2 separate regions of the Homo sapiens genome follow, and region 2 is linked to region 1. A link is a loop called in an ENCODE intact Hi-C map of the cell type or tissue named here. Cell type or tissue: A673. All regions are shown on one strand. Each heading gives the region's core, and the rest is flanking DNA. Links, peaks and the distances in the headings are about the cores only. Region 1 overlaps HIP1 (huntingtin interacting protein 1). Region 2 overlaps HIP1 (huntingtin interacting protein 1).

Evidence for each region. Peaks named below come from ENCODE experiments on the same cell type or tissue, not always from the same donor. Only the 100,000 strongest peaks of a DNase experiment are listed, where the experiment ranks them.
Region 2: a loop joins it to region 1, with 2.0 times the contacts of the local background. A loop is called at or near these places in 6 of 110 quality-filtered maps.

Annotation. Positions count from the first base shown.
Region 1 is chr7:75,596,748-75,602,120 of GRCh38, forward strand. HIP1 (huntingtin interacting protein 1) reads right to left here. Exons shown (of 31, transcript NM_005338.7): 2 at 2,437-2,500. Among named protein-coding and RNA genes, the nearest start is that of SPDYE5, 110 kb to the left of the region's middle. RefSeq lists an enhancer at 46-185. In A673, for the core only: no CTCF peak of the experiment used is centred there; a DNase peak (open chromatin) is centred at 2,634; H3K27ac peaks cover 2,344 bases.
Region 2 is chr7:75,542,304-75,547,676 of GRCh38, forward strand. It overlaps HIP1 (huntingtin interacting protein 1), which reads right to left. Exons shown (of 31, transcript NM_005338.7): 25 at 4,636-4,729; 26 at 2,785-2,885; 27 at 2,392-2,497; 28 at 548-671. Among named protein-coding and RNA genes, the nearest start is that of SPDYE5, 53 kb to the left of the region's middle. In A673, for the core only: no CTCF peak of the experiment used is centred there; no DNase peak of the experiment used is centred there.

The DNA of each region.
Region 1 (5,373 bases), core at 150-5,149:
ACTCAAGGTCCCAGAGTGAGCCCGAGAGTTCCAGTGGCAGAATGTCAGAATCTCCTTGCAGGGCCCCTTCCCTCCTCCCAGGGAGCCTCCCGGCAGCATGTGACCTGACCCTGCCGCTGCAGGCCTGGCCTCTCTGCACCCATGTCTTGTCCTGAACAGCACACTGCCTGATGATAACTGTCTCTCCCTTACTCATATCTTTTATCAGATTGATCACAAATTATTCGTAGGTAAGGGTCAGGGCTGAGTCATTTCCTCTGAGAAAATCCACTGGGCCGTTTAAAATAAAGGCTTTTCTTGGTTTGCTTTGAATCATCGCAAGGGTACCAAACGTGATGCAGGAAACCAAGGGGCCTGTGTCTTTCTGGGGAAAAAAAGAGCAAGATCTAGCTAGGCTCGCACAGGGCTGGACTTCTGGGTTACCCCAGAGAGGTTCTGCAGCCGCCATCCTAATTCCAGCCAAAGCATCTTCCCACTAAAGGCAAGCTGCTTTCCCTCTAGCAAACAGCAGTTCATATATCACACTAAGCAATGCTGGGCTTCTCTGGCTATCTAACCTGGAGGGTCGCCTCTAGGGGTTGAGGCTAGAAGGCTTCGGGACAAGCTGCTCTGGCTTGCCTGGCTGTGACACAGTAACCAAGAGCCCAGGTGAGGAGAAGCTTCCCACTGCAGACAGAAGTCCAGCCTCTGAGGCTGGGTGCGGCCTCCGAAGTTGGGCGCGGTGGCTCATGCCTGTAATTCCAGCACTTTGGGAGGCCAAGGCAGGAGGATTGCTTGAGCTCAGGAGTTTGAAACCAGCCTGAGCAACATGGCAAAACCCCGTCTCTACTAAAAATACAAAAATTAGCTAGGGGTAGTGATACACACCTGTGGTCCCAGCTACTTGGGAGGTTGAGGCAGGTGGATCTCTTGAGCCTGGAAGGCGGAGGTTGCGGTGAGCTGAGATCATGCCACTGCACTCCAGCCTAGGCGACAGAGCAAGACTCTGTCTCAAAAAAAAAAAAAAAAAAGTCCCAACTCTGCTTGCCCGGAACTCCACCTTGCTCTGGCCCAGCACACAGAGAGTTAAAAGCTTAGCCACCCCCCTGGCAGACTCTCTCCTTCAGCCTTTGGGGATTAAGCGCTCCAGTTCCTGGATTCTGCAACTCAAAGGCAGATTCCTAGGGATTCATCAGCCAGCATGGTCCTGCACCTCTCTACAAAGCCACAGGCTGCTCCTGGGTGTGGTGGGCTTACAGAGGGCTTTCAAGTCACCCATTCCCTAATCCACTTCAAGGCTCTTGTCTTCTTCCCCCTGGCATAGGTTGAACCTGTTCACGAAGGTAGAGAGCCCCTGCCTCAGTTTAAGGCCAACCAACCTCTGAAGCTAAGACTTTCTTTTTTTCGGCCAGGCATGGTGGCTCATGCCTGTGATCTCAGCACTTTAGGAGGCTGAGGCCAGGCGTTCAAGGCCAGCCTGGCCAACATGGCAAAACCCCGGTCCTACTAAAATTACAAAAATTAGCCGGGTGTGGTGGCACACGCCTGTCATCCCAGCTACTTGGGAAGCTGAGGCACAAGAATCGCTTGAATCCAGGAGGCAGAGGTTACAGTGAGCCGAGAACATGCCACTGCCCTCCAGCCTGGGCAACAGAGTGGGACTCTGTCTCAAAAAAGAAAAAAAAAAAAAACTCTCTTTTTCTTTTTTTTTTGCTTTCATGCTCAGAAAAGGAGATAACTATTGATTATGCAACCCCCAGGGGAGTGGTCCCTGTGTTCCTGTAAAGGCAAAGAAAGGACCTGGAGGGCTTTGAATATAGGTGAAGATCCCTCCTGACCCCCAGGAGGTCTCTCAAAGGAAAGTAACTTTCAAGTGACTATGAGGTTCTACAAAGCTTGAGTCGGCCAGGTGCAGTGGCTCTCCCCTGTAATTCCAGCACTTTGGGGTTACAGAGGAGGGAGGATTGCTTGAGGCCAGCTTGGGCAATGAGCAATACCCCATCTCTAAAAATCATAAAATAAATTAGCCAGGCATAGTGGTGCACACCTGTAGTCCCAGCTACTCGGGAGGCTGAGACGAGAGGATTGCGTGAACCCAGGAGTTTGAGGCTGCAGTGAGCTATGATCACGCCATTGCACTCCAGCCTGGGCAACACGGCAAGACCCCTTTTGGAAAAAGAAAAAAAGGAGTGCTTAAGTCCTTAAGGAAAGGAGCAGGATCTTTGGCAAGTTGAAAGGCCTGGGCTCCACAGCCTTTTTGGTGTCTGCCACCCTGAAGGTCTGTGGTCTCTGCAGCCAGCCCTCTCTGAGAAGCTGCCGTCATCAGAAGCTGCAGGGACCTGGCCTGTGCAGGGTTGCCCCTTCCTGGAGCTGAGCAAGGCAGCCTGGCCCTGACCTCAGTCCCCATGAGCTGACCTCCCTCAGGGTCGGTCTTCCAAGCAACATCCAAAAGGATATTTCTGGCGTGTTTTTCCTTTACAGCCACTTCCTGCGTATTAATGGCCTTATTGATGCTGACAGTCTGAAAAACAAGAAGGGGGGAGGGAAAGGAGGATGAGATGAATAAGCCTCTGAGAGTGGCTGAGACCCTCCCAGATGCCCGCCCCTTTCTCCTCCTCCAGCCAACCTCCCCCAGCCCCACGGGTGGTCGGTTCCTCTGCAGGCGCCCAGCTGGGGGCAGAGGTGGGCAGCGCTCCCAGGAGCCAGCTGGCTGGGCCGTCCTGAGGGAGTGGGCACCACTGCCTGGCATTGGCTGTGCCCAGCTGCTGCTCCCGCCTGCCACTCACTCCCTTGGCACAACAACATGGCAATTAAAGCCCGCACAAAGAGATGCTTTTCATCCCCCAGGGAAACATTATTTCTCCCGGAGCAGGAGGAAGAGGCGCAGAGATCAGGGAGCGACCGTGGCCCAAGAGCATCCAGCTGCCCCTCTCTCCCCTCCAAACCTTCCACAGAGCCTTCTCCGGCTGGCCAGCACCGGCGGTGGTCACTAAGTCTTTGTTTTCCCACACTCTTGGGCATTTTCCAACTTCTAAGCAAATTCCCTTGTACTTCCTTAATGACATCAAGGGACATTAAACATTCCCTCTCAATCGTTTTTAAAATCGTTAACTTTTTTTTTTTTTTTTTTGAGGAGTCTCGCTCTGTCACCCAGGCTGGAGTGCAGTGGCCCGATCTTGGCTCACTGCAACCTCTGCCTCCCGGGTTCAAGCGATTCTCCCGCCTCAGCCTCCCGAGTAGCTGGGCCTACAGGCACCCGCCATCAAACCCGGCTAATTTTTGTATTTTTAGTAGAGACGTGGTTTCACCATGTTGGTTGGCCAGGCTGGTCTCGAGATCCTGACCTCAGGTGATTTGCGAACCCCAAAGTTCTGGGATTACAGGCCTTGTTTTTTTCTCTTTTGAGCGGAGTCTTACTCTGTCGCCCAGGCTAGAGTGCAGTGGTGTGATCGTGGCTCACTGCAACCCCTGCCTCCTGTGTTAAAGCAATTCTCCTGCCTCAGCCTCCCGAGTAGCTGGGATTACAGGTGTGCACTACCATGCCCAACTAATTTTTGTATTTTTAGTACAGACGGGGTTTCGCCATGTTGGCCAGGCTGGTCTCGAACTTCTGACCTCAAATGATCCTCCCACCTCTGCCTCCCAAAGTGCTGAGATTACAGGCGTGAGCCACTGTGCCCGGCCAAATCATAACTCTTTTTAATTTTGCAAAGTGCATATACATAGGAGTACCATTTGCACAAACACAGAAAAGGGATTATATCATGTAGGCTGTTTTCTTAGGTACAGATTTTCTCCTTTTTCTGTTTTGATGTCATTCTATCCCTATAACCCATGTTAAAAACCTGTTATGTATCACATACATACACCCACACATACACATAAATACCTACATACTGAAGAGGTTAATTTTGCCATTGTTCTACAAAAATTAGATTGTCATATATAGACTTCTCTACATCTTGGTTTTCTTGAATGTATCTCCCGGAAAATTCTGCAAAGGGGCTGAAAAAACTCTAGTTTTTATTATTATTATTATTATTTTTCGTCCTGAGACAGGGTCTTTTTCTGTCCCCTAAGCTGATGTGCAGTGGCACAATCATGGCTCACCACAGCCTCCAACTCCTGGGCTCTAGCGATTCTCCTGCCTCAGCCTCCTGAGTAGCTGGGATTACTGGCGAATGACACCATGCTCAGTTATTTTCATTTTTGGTAGAGACGGGGTCTCACTATGTTGCCCAGGCTGGTCTCAAACTCCTGGCTTCAAGTGATCCTCCCACCTCAGCCTCCCAAAACACTGGGATTACAGGCATGAGCCACTGTCCCCAGCCAGGAATTACCTTTAAACTTTTAGGTGTGATAAATATGTTGTGGTTAATTTTTAAAGAGTTTGTTTTTTTTTTAAACAGGTTCATTCTGAAATATTTACTGGCAAGATGATACAATGTCTAAGATTTACTTCAAATAATCTGGAGAATAAAAAGTCTGGTGGTTGATGGTATAGACCCACGGATCAGCAAACTACAGTTACAAGCCACAACCAGACCAGACTAACACCTGGTTTTGAAAATAAAGCTTATGGCCGGGCACAGTGGCTCATGCCTGTAATCCCAGCACTTTGGGAGGCCAAGGTGGGTGGATCACCTGAGGTCAGGAGTTTGAGACCAGCCTGGCCAACATGGTGAAACCCCATCTCTACTAAAAATACAAAAATTAGCTGGGCGTGGTGACGGGCGCCTGTAATCCCAGCTACTTGCTACTCGGGAGGCTGAGGCAGGAGAATTGCTTGAACCTGGGAGGCAGAGGTTGCAGTGAGCCGAGATTCCACAATTGCACTCCAGCCTGGCTGAGAGAGCTCTCAGCGACAACAAAACTCTCAACAACAACAACAAAAAAAAAAAGAAAAAGAAAGAAAGAAAGAAAAGAAATCTTATTAGAATTCACCCACTCTCATGCATTTACGTATTCATTTAATATCAGCTGAGGCTGCTTCTGCATTACAAAGGCAGAGTTGAATGGTTGCGATGGAGACCATGCGGCCTGCAAAGCCTAAAATATTTACTAACTGGCTCTTTGCAGAAAATGCTGACCCCTTGTCCATAGGATATATGTTTGGCCACAAGTTCCTTGTTGATGCTGGGGCTATACCAGGGCTTCTTGGACTAGTCTTCATATTTGTATACGTTTGAACTTTTCTATAATGAAAGGTTAAAAAAAAAAACTTTGACCCAGTAATCTCACTCCTAGGAATCTATCCTTTGGAAATAAAAACTTTTTTTTTTTTTTTCTGTTTAGACAGAGTCTCACTCTGTTGCCCAGGCTGGAGTGCAGTGGCATGATCTCAGCTCACTGCAAACTCCGCCTCCTGGGTTCAAGCGATTCTCCTGCCTCAGC
Region 2 (5,373 bases), core at 374-5,373, 54 kb before region 1:
GAGAATCACTTGAACCCTGGAGGCGGAGGTTGCAGTGAGCCAAGATTGCGCCATTGCACTCCAGCCTGGGCAACAAGAGAAAGACTCCATCTAAAAAAAAGAAAAAAAAATGGCAGGGCGCGGTGGCTCACACCTATAATCCCAGCAAACTTTGGGAGGCCAAGGTGGGCAGATCACCTGAGGTGAGGAGTTCGAGACCAGCTTGGCTAACATAGTGAAACCCCGTCTCTACTAAAAATACAAAAATTAGCCAGGCATGGTGGCGGGCGCCTGTAATCCTAGCTACTCGGGAAGCTGAGGCAGGAGAATCGTGTGAACCAGGGAGGTGGAGGTTGCAGTGAGCAGAGATGGTACCACTGCACTCCAGCCTGGGCGACAGAGTGAGACCCTGTCTCAAAAACAGAAATAAAGAAAAAATAAAATAAAAAGATGAAAAATATGAAAGAATTTAGACACAGTCCTGTGGGATTTGGTTGGGATCACAGGGAAGGATGCAGAGAAGAGCTCAACAGGGTGGGTAAGAAAAGGGTCCCTTTGGAAAGGCTACCTGTCTCTTCGATCTGTGATTTGCCGGAAATGGTTGAGGCCACAACGCCGGCAGTGGCCTGGTTCACTCCCCGAGAGGCCTGCTGCAGCTGGGCTAGGTTGGGGCTGTCCTTATCAGCTTTCACCTACCAGGACAAAGCAGATTTAGGTTCATACAACACCTAGAGCAACAAGGACTGAATCAGATAATTGCTCTGATGGTTCTTAGCAAACATATGTGGGCCAAACGGCAATCACCAATCAGCTTCTCAAAATCTGCTGACTATAGTCAGCTCCTGACATATCTATCATATAAAAAGTTATTCCTGGCTTCTTTGCTTGGTGGATCCCAAACTCTAAGCATTATCACTTATTTGGACAATGTGCCCAGTTGTGGAAACCAATTTGGGATGACAAGAAATAAGGACAAATAAAGAACACTCTGGGATACTGTGAAACTCTTAAAAAGGATTTGGGGCACACTTTACATGAGAATCAGTTGGGGGCATTGATGATATTGATTCAAAAAATAATTTTTTTTTAGACAGAGTTTGCTCTTGTTGCTCAGGCTGGAGTGCAATGGCATGATCTTAGCTCACTGCAACCTCCACCTCCCAGGTTCAAGCAATTCTCCTGCCTCAGCCTCCCAAGCAGCTGGGATTACAAGTGCCCGCCACCACACCCGGCTAATTTTTTGTATTTTTAGTAGAAACTGGATTTCACCATGTTGGCCAGGCTGGTCTTGAACTCCCGACCTCAGGCCTCCTAAAAGTGCTGGGATTACAGGAGCGAGCCATCGTGCCCGGCCTGATTCAAATTTGAACACTAATAAAGAGGGGTTGTAGAATCTCACAGCCAAGCCAGGTAACCTGTTCATGATGCCAACCTATTCCTTATTCGAGTGTTTCTTGAATGCCAGGACTGCTAATCGGAAGTTGGCATTGCTGGGACTCTCTAAGGCCACTTGTAACAGATGTGAGGAAAGCCACGAGGGACATGTGTGGCACACCTGGGTACAGACTGGGTACAGACGTTCCTTGCTGTCACATGAAAGGCCTCTAAGGCCAGGTGTGGTGGCTCACGCCTGTAATCCCAGCACTTTGGGAGGCTGAGGTGGGTGGATCACAAGGTCAGGAGATCGAGGCCATCCTGGCTAACGCGGTGAAACCCCGTCTCCACTAAAAATACAAAAAATTAGCTGGGCGTGGTGGCACGTGTCTGTAGTCCCAGCTACTCGGGAGGCTGAGTCAGGAGAATCACTTGAACCCGGGAGGCAGAGGTTGCAGTGAGCTGAGATCACGCCACTGCACTCCAGCCTGGGTGACAGAGCAAGGCTCTGTCTCCAAAAAAAAAAAAAAAAAAGCCTCTGTAAGAGGATAGTATGGGACCCTTAACAGGGTGAATTTTTATTTGGAATCGAATCCACCTGAGCCCTGGATAGATCATTTGTTCTCAAGGCCAGTTCCATCCCATCATCCAAGTACTATCTAACCTAGCCAAGTACTCTCTAACTCCTAAGTAGTCTCTAACCTAGCCAAGTACCATCTAACCTAACCAAGTACCATCTAACCTAGCCAAGTACTCTCTAACCTAGCCAAGTACTATCTAACGTAGCCAAGTATTCTCTAATCCTTTAGTATTCTCTAACCCAGCCAAGTACCATCTAACCTAGCCAAGTACTCTCTAACCCCTTAGTACTCTTTAACCTAGCCAAGTACAGTCTAACCTAGCCAAGTGCCATCTAACCTGGCCAAGTACTCTCTAACTCAGCCAAGTACTGCCTAACGCAGCCAAGTACTCTTTAACCTAGCCTAGTACTCTCTAACCAGGCCTTCCAGCGTCCTAGGAGGTCCAGCCAGGTCCTACCTTGGATGCAGCCACAAGCTGGGCTGTGCTAGCAGCAATTTCATGAGAACACACCATTAGCTCCTCAAATTTCCCTCTGCCTTGTACCACCAGATCAGCTGCATCCCTGATGGAAAACGACAAGAGGGACTAGGTTACGGGCAAATGAGCTGCAACTCCTCCACAATCCCACCTCCAGACCACCCCATCGCCCTTGGCTAAACAGGGAGGGGAGGCTGCCTGCCCTGTGTCCCCTGGGAGAGCCAGGCTCCCTTGTAAACTCGGTCCTATTGACTTCCTGATCAATAGTTTATTTCTAAGGGACAGATTTTTTTTTCCCTCCTTAGCTATTGTTTGGAGTGGATCAATGGAAGAGGGGTCATGGGAGGACCCTTGGTACCAATAGATACTTACACCATGACAGTGGCTCCCCAGCCCACAGCCTTGGAGGCTGAGATAAGTCCTTCTGTCCATCGAGAGTTCTTGGCATAAAACTCTTTAGGGGATGCTGTACCCTAGGGAAATAAAAAATAGTAATAGCCACCTTTTATTGAGCATGTACTATATGGCAGGTGCTTTTATACATATATTATCCCAAATCATCCTCATAGTAACTCTGAGACATAAGCATTAGTATTCCCATTTTACAAAAAAGAAGAAGATTCAGAGACCAAAATGGCTTTTCCAGCTGGGTGCAGTGGCGCTCGCCTGTAATCCCAGCACTTTGGGAGGCTGAGGCAGGTGGATCACTTGAGGTCAGGAGTTCAAGACCAGCTTGGGCAACATGGTGAAACCCTGTCTCTATTAAAAATACAAAAATTAGCTAGGTGTGGTGGTGGGTGCCTGTGATCCCAGCTACTCAGGAGGCTGAGGCAGGACAATCACTTGAACCTAGGAGGCGGAGGTTGCAGTGAGCCGAGATCGCGTCACTGCACTCTAGCCTGAGCAACAGAGCGAGATTCTGTCTCAAACAAAACAAAACAAAACCCTGGCTAGGCGCGGTGGTTCACGCCTGTAATCCCAGCACTTTGCGAGGCCAAGGCGGGCAGATCACGAGGTCAAGAGATTGAGACCATCCTGTCTAACATGGTGAAACTCCGTCTCTACTAAAAATACAAAAATTAGCTGGGCGTGGTGTGTGCCTGGAATCCCAGCTACTCGGGAGGCTGAGGCAGGAGAATCGCTTGAACCCAGGAGGCAGAGGTTGCAGTGAGCCGAGATTGCACCACTGCATTCTAGCCTGGCGACAGAGCGAGACTCAGTCTCAAAAACAAACAAACAAGCAAACAAAAAACCCAAAACAACAAAACAACAAACAAAAAGACTTTTCCCAAGGTCATGCAGGAAATAAATGGAAGTAAATCTTGGGCTTTTCTGACTCCAAAGCCTGTAGCATTTCTACCATACCATGACATTTCTGTATTGTATATATAAGAATAAATATTCTCATATGAATAAGTTATGATCTGAAAAGAGTCTAGCCACTCTCTGCGATTTGCCAAAAAAAGGAGACTACACAGTGAATACATTAAAAAAAAATATTTCTACTTGGATTTGAAAAATGTTTTTATGCTTTGGAAGTGTCTGATAGTCTGAGAATCTGCAGATAATCCTTGTCCAGTCCATCTTTCTATTTTAGAAACAGAAAACATCAGCTCTCAGGAAGATAAAAGGCACCAGCAAAGCAGGCCTGGCTGCTTGCTTTATGGCACCGTTCTCAGGCTCATTAACCCCTCCCCTGGACTTACGCCTCCCGAGCTGCGGCGGCATATGGGGAAATGGGAAAAAAACAAGATGATGATAATCCCAGCAAAGGTGTGAGACCACGAAGTGGTGCGTTGATAAGAGGCTGACAGCAGAGTCTATTTGTAAGGGTGAGTTGACTCTGCTGTTAGAAACAGATTAGGCCGAACTCCCTGTGAAAAGCCAGTCTCAAGCTGGCATTCAGGATCTGCTTCTTTTGCAAAAGTCCTCATGTCCCCCTCAGAGTACCCAGGTTTGCAATGTAAAAAGGGCTCCCACAGCAAGTTCCAACAATGTCTGCCTGTGCGAAGGGAGCTGGAGTTGGGACACATGCCTGGCCACCCTCTGGGGAGGTCCTGGAGCTCTGACTTCTCCCCAGGGCCTCTGCTGATATCTACAGGAGTGGCTGCTCTGTACTCAGGTGGACACACAGAGTAAGACGGCAGCATCACAGAGTCCGTTGGAGCGGGAGTCTGTCACCAATGCCTCCTCTTCCTGCCCAGGGCCCACACCCACGCTCACCCTGCCGCTCTCCACAATCTCTCTCTGGAGGTCCTTAGAGGCCACGATGAGCACCTGAATAGCTTGCATGAGGCTGGTACAGCAACCAAGGATCCTGCCAAACAAACAAGTCGAGGATACACTGAGATCAAGATCCAAGATCAATGAACACGACGGTTCTCTTCCCCACTCCTAGCCAAAGGCAAGCTTGGAATGGGAAAGGGAGGTAAGAAGGGTGCTGAGGTTGCTGGAACATTCTGCGGGGAGGCACCGAAGGAGAGGCTGGGGAGTGAGAGAGATCTAATTGTGGGTCTCCATCGTAAGGAATAGTGAAATTGTGATTCCTAGGACTTCTTTTCTTCTTTTTTGAGACAGAGTCTTGCTCTGTCGCCCAGGCTAGAGTGCAGAGGCACGATCTTGGCTCACTGCAACCTCCACCTCCCAGGTTCAAGTGATTCTCCTGCCTCAGCCTCCAAAGTAGCTGGGATTACATGCATGCACCACCACGCCTGGCTAATTTTTGTATTTTTAGTAAAGATGACTTTTCACCACATTGGGCAGGCTGGTCTCGAACTCCCGACCTCAGGTGATCCTCCCTCCTCAGCCTCCCAAAGTGCTGGGATTACAGGCGGGAGCTACCGCGCGGGTTTCTTTTCTATAGTGAAACAGCAATATTGCTGTCATCATTAATACTGTTATTGATGATTACATCAACTCAGCCCTTCCCCGTGGCTGCTACTGCTCTCCTCTAATTCCCTA